Regions from separate parts of the Homo sapiens genome. Here region 2 is linked to region 1. Evidence: read pairs that join two places in POLR2A ChIA-PET (ENCODE). Cell type or tissue: endothelial cell of umbilical vein. All regions are shown on one strand. Each heading gives the region's core, and the rest is flanking DNA. Links, peaks and the distances in the headings are about the cores only. Region 1 has its middle 47 kb from the start of NR1D2. Region 2 overlaps RPL15 (ribosomal protein L15).

Region 1 (2,820 bases), core at 291-2,790:
GGTGCCTGTAATCTCAGCTACTGGGGAGGGTGAGGCAGGAGAATCGCTTGAACTGGGAGGTGGAGGTTGCAGTGAGCCGAGATTGCACCATTGCACTCTAGCCTGGGGGACAAGAGCGAAACTCCGTCTCAAAAAAAAAAAAAAAGGATATAGCTTGGTTTATTCATGTGCTGGGGCTGCTGTAACAAAGGACCATGGACTCGGTGGCTTAAACAACAGAAGTTAATTTCTTGACAGTTCTGGAGGCTGGAAGTCTGAGATCAACATGTGGGCAGGGTTGGTTCCTTCTGAGGGCTGTGAGGGAAGGAGCTGTTCCAGGCCTCTCTCCTTGGCTTGCGGAGGGGCCTGTGTCTTCACATTGTCTTCCCTCTAGGGACACCAGTGGGATTGTATTGGGCCCACCTTAATTCTCTCATTTTAATGACCTCTTTGAAGACTCTATCTCTAAATAAGTTTATGTTCCGAGGTACTGGGTGTTAGAATTTCAACATGTGAATTTTTGGGAGGCACAATTCAGCTCATAACACTTGAGAAACCGGGTCACATAAAGATTTCTGTTTTTCTTTCCATTCCCCGTTTGTGAGCTTCTAGAGGTCTTCCTTGTTTTTCTAGTGTCTCACAAATTGCCTAACAGTCTTTCAATAAATGTTATTTAAATTGATTGACTATGGATGGACGCTTATCGATGTTTAATGAGGTTATAATCTTAAAAAATTTTTTGTGTGTGCAAAGTACACTGCCCTAGACTTCATGTGGTCCCAGGCCTTTTACAAGCAAGTCTGATGGACACTGATTGGATGAGGTCCTGTGGTAGGAATCTACCTCATGTTGCTGTAGATTTCTGAATTGCTTAATCCTCCTTTCTGCTTTTGTGCAGTGTGCATGTAGAGTGGGAGAATTCATCTGGGGCCACCAAAGAGGCTTGACGTCTCAACACCCTCAGAAACTTGTTTCTTCTTTTGTGTCTAAGAGTTTTTCAAAAGAAAAAGAAGAAAAGAAATAGCGCTGCTTCATTCAAACATAGTAAAAGATTCTAGGTGTTTGTATTTTTAAGCACTCAAAGCGAGACTGTAATAAGCAGATAATTGTCATTGAGAGGTATCACACTTTATTTGCTAGGGATTTTCTATTGTTGCTTTTCCACTTAATAGACAGTGGAATTACAAGTTGCTATGGAAACCTATCCATTGCCAGTGCTGCCTGGGCCTTAAAGACACAGAAGCCACATTTTGTTTTATTCCATAGAGCTGACATTGTTATAAAACAGAGCAGAGCAAAGTGAATGGTGAATTAGACCAGACATCCTGCTTTCCCCTGTTTCCTCTTCCCTCCCCTCTGTGGTTTCTGTGTTTACCAGGCCCCTGAATTAGCCCAGTGTTAGAAATTGTATAATTTGGTTTCTGGAGTTCTTTCAAGAAAACAACTGCGTATCTGTCTCCTATGCAGTTTTGTGACTTTTGTTGCTGACACGCTGTGGTAGTTGAGAAACTCTGGGGATGGTTGGCACATAACGCAGTTAATCAATTCCCGCTCAAATCTGAGGTTTGACAAATGATAAACTTCTGTCATTTCTGTGACCACACTTCTTTCATTCAGGTGGGACATCAAAAGAAGGCCTCAAAATAACAGAAGACTGAATCTCAAGTCATTTCCAATGGAGGGGAAGCCAGAAGGGCCTGGCAGATCTGGGATCCATCCTAGGCTATGCCAAGAAAATGAATTAGCAGCTCAGCTTGAGGAAACACCGGAAATTCTGGCAACTGCCCTAAATGGATTTTCTCACTCCTTTGAGCTTTGCCCACAGCCACTGAACGCATTATGTTACAAAGCTAATTATATAAGATTTAAGAGCCAAGGGAAGGCTGATTCATTTGATAAGCTAATTTCAGAGCGTAACTTGAGCCTGGATGCATGCGTTGCTTAACAACAGGAATACTTGTTGAAAAATGTGTCATTAGGCGATTTCATCCTGTAAACACCACAGAGTGTACTTACCCAAACCTAGATGGGATAACCTACTACACACCTATGCTGTATGGTATAGTCTATTGCTTCTAGGCTGCAAAGCTGCATAGCATGTTACTGTACTAAATACAGTAGGCAGTTCTGACACAGTGATAAGTATGTGTGTCTAAACATAACTAAATATAGAAAAGGTACAGTAAAAATATGGCATAATCTAATGGGACCACTGTCATATATGTGGCTTTTCATTGATTGAAACATCATTATGTGGTGCATGACTGTACTTCTTGGAGGCATGAGAAGTTAAAGAATAAAACAAAATGTACCCTTAGCTATAGACATTGCAATTACCCTAAGTTTGCTGTCTATGAAAGTTTAGGTTTTAATGGGATATTTCTATTTGTAGTCTCACTTAATTTTTCAGACTTTAGACCATTGTTTAGTGCTGATTTTTATGGCTACTTTATGGGAGCGAGGACTTTCTTTTTTGGAATAAGAAATGCTTTATTTTATTCGGAAGGTGGGATCAACTAATGAAACATTGTTATCCACCCTGGCATTGGGGTGATTTTGGCTTTACCCTGTGACTTCTTTGAGAACTCAGGACAATCCTAGAGCTTCTCGGGTAACCATGTTTATAAAAGCATCCATTTCCGCACTTAGGGAGGCTGAGGCAGGAGGATCACTAGGAGTTCAAGACCAGCCTGGGCAATATAGCAAGAGCACCGCCCCCTCCACCCCCACTGCAATCTCTCCAAAAAATTAAACAAACTAGTTGGGCATGGTGGTGTGCACCTGTAGTCCTAGCTACTCTGGAGGCTGAGATGGGAGGATTGTTTGAATCCAGGAGTTTGA
Region 2 (2,820 bases), core at 135-2,634, 71 kb before region 1:
CGCTAATATAAGTAAAGTTTGTAAAATTCATACTTAATAAACAATTTAGGACAGTCATGTCTGCTTACAGGTGTTATTTGTCTGTTAAAACTAGTCTGCAGATGTTTCTTGAATGCTTTGTCAAATTAAGAAAGTTAAAGTGCAATAATGTTTGAAGACAATAAGTGGTGGTGTATCTTGTTTCTAATAAGATAAACTTTTTTGTCTTTGCTTTATCTTATTAGGGAGTTGTATGTCAGTGTATAAAACATACTGTGTGGTATAACAGGCTTAATAAATTCTTTAAAAGGAGAGAACTGAAACTAGCCCTGTAGATTTGTCTGGTGCATGTGATGAAACCTGCAGCTTTATCGGAGTGATGGCAATGCTCTGCTGGTTTATTTTCAAGTGGCTGCGTTTTTTTTAGTTTGGCAGGTGTAGACTTTTTAAGTTGGGCTTTAGAAAATCTGGGTTAGCCTGAAGAAAATTGCCTCAGCCTCCACAGTACCATTTTAAATTCACATAAAAGGTGAAAGCTCCTGGTTCAGTGCCATGGCTTCATGGCATTCAGTGATTAGTGGTAATGGTAAACACTGGTGTGTTTTGAAGTTGAATGTGCGATAAAATTATTAGCCTTAAGATTGGTAAGCTAGCAATGAATGCTAGGGTGGGAAGCTGGTGAGCCAGTGGCCATTAGATAAATACCTTTCAAGTGTGAGCTTAGACGTCAACCCTAAAATACTTAACCGTAATGCTAATTGTGATCATTATGAATCCCTTCAGTCACATTAGGGGGAAAGTAGTTGGCTATAAGTACGTCATTCTTAGTCCAGTCAGTCTTAAAAACATCTTGGGTTACCCACTCTGTCCACTCCCATAGGCTACAGAAAAAGTCACAAGCGCATGGTTTCCAACCATATGTGTTTTCTGCAGTTATTTCTCTTGTTCTGGCCAAACAACCCTAAAAATCCTTACCATTCCACAAAGTTGGACCATCACTTGTGCACCCACTTTGACTATGAGTATACCACCACATTGCATTTCTGTTTGCACCATGTCTTCCAGGAGACTAGACTACTGTTGTCCAGGGTCAATTTGAGTGTAAAGAAAATGTAGACAAGGAATTGCCCAATTTTAAATTCTGACTTTGCTGACTTAATTTAAATGCTCGTTCTGAACCAATTTTCTCCTATCTTCTCTAGGGGTTTCAAAAGACTCAGTTAATTGATTTCCAGGAAGTACTCATAGCAAGTTCATAAAAGTTCTTGAGACCTAAATTTCTTCACAAAAAAAGAAAAGATCTTAAGTCATACATTTTAATTGTGTAGAGGTTGTTCAACTGAAGGAATAAATGTCTATTAAACTAAAACAAATGGACCTTCTGTTATTTTTTGTCATCTTACAGTGCTAATGTACTTTAAAGCAAACCAAATGCCCTAACCAGCAAAAAGGCATCAAAATGTGATTATAGAAATAATATAATTTGAGATAGCATAAAATGTACTTATTCTCTCAGTTCTTTGATCATTGCATGAATTAGGTTTTTATCTAAAACTGTTCAGCTGGGTGTGGTGGCTCAGGCCTGTAATCCTGGCACTTTGGGAGACAAGCTGGAGGATTTGTTGAGGCCAGCCTGGGCAGCATAGTGAGACCTAAAAACAAAAAAAATCCTTAAACATGACTAATTTGGGAAGGAGAGAAAGGGTTCGGGCCAAAGGTCAGCATTGTCTCTACAAGAAAACCTTGTTCCTGTCCTTGCTACCCAACAGTTTTATCTCCACACAGTAGTCCAAGGGATCCTATTAAATTGATCATGGCACTCCCGTGCAAAAAAATCAAAAGTCCTCATGATAGCTTTCATGATCTTCCCACTTTATGTGTGACCTCATGTCCTACTGCAGTCCACACCCCAGGCTCCTTGCTGTTTGTTCTTCAAATACACCAAACACTTCCTAATGCCTTTATGATGGGAAAGCTTTACTCCAATATTAAGGGTCACTTTATTAGCTATACCCTGACCGCCCCACAAGCTGTTCCCATTTGCTTTACTATTTCTATATTGGCATGTAATTCACACAGCAACATTGATTATTGAGTTTTTTTTTTTTTTTTTTTTTTTCCAGATGGAGTCTCACTCTCACTCAGGTGGGAGTGCAGTGGGGCAATCACGGCTCACTGCAACCTCTGTCTCCCGGGTTTGAGCAATTCTTCTGCCTCGGCCTCCCAAATAGCCAGGACTACAGGCGCACACTGCCATGCCCAGCTAAGTTTTGTATTTTTAGTAGAGACTGGGTTTCACTATGTTGGCCAGGCTGGTCTCGAACTCCTGACCTCAAGTGATCCACCTGCCTTGGCCTCCCAAAGTGCTGGGATTACAGGCGTGAGCCACCACCCCCAGCCCAATTTTTATTTTTTGTACAGACAGGATCTCACTATGTTGCCCAGGTTGGTCTCAAACTACTGGCCTCAAGCAATCCTGCCTTGGCCTCCCAAAGTGCTGGAATTATAGGAATGAGCCACCACACCGGGCCCAAATTTACTTTAGTAATAACAACAATTGGCTGGGTGCGGTGGCTCACGCCTGCAATCCCAACACTTTCGGTAACCAAGGTGGGCTTGAGCTCATGAGTTAGAGAGCAGCCTGAGCAACGTGGTGAGAGCCCATCTCACAAAAAATAACAAATCAGCTGGGCATGGTGTTGCACGCCTGTAGTCTCCGAAATCACACCACTGCACTCCCATCTTGGGTGATAGAGCCAGAACTTGTCTCAAAAATAACAATTGGTTTCTTACAATCCCAAAAGGTGCAGTTACTAGTATTAATCCTTTTTTGCCAATGAG

What was found. ChIA-PET counts read pairs that join two places held together with the same protein. Peaks named below come from ENCODE experiments on the same cell type or tissue, not always from the same donor. Only the 100,000 strongest peaks of a DNase experiment are listed, where the experiment ranks them.
Region 2: POLR2A ChIA-PET joins it to region 1 with 5 read pairs; 14 of 35 experiments call an interaction of 5 or more read pairs at or near these places.

The regions. Positions count from the first base shown.
Region 1 is chr3:23,990,567-23,993,386 of GRCh38, forward strand. No RefSeq gene overlaps it. Among named protein-coding and RNA genes, the nearest start is that of NR1D2, 47 kb to the left of the region's middle. In endothelial cell of umbilical vein, for the core only: no CTCF peak of the experiment used is centred there; DNase peaks (open chromatin) are centred at 1,325 and 1,785; H3K27ac peaks cover 645 bases.
Region 2 is chr3:23,919,496-23,922,315 of GRCh38, forward strand. RPL15 (ribosomal protein L15) reads left to right here. Exons shown (of 4, transcript NM_002948.5): 4 at 1-1,494. The coding sequence ends at 6. It also overlaps a transcript of NKIRAS1 not described here. Among named protein-coding and RNA genes, the nearest start is that of RPL15, 3.8 kb to the left of the region's middle. In endothelial cell of umbilical vein, for the core only: no CTCF peak of the experiment used is centred there; no DNase peak of the experiment used is centred there.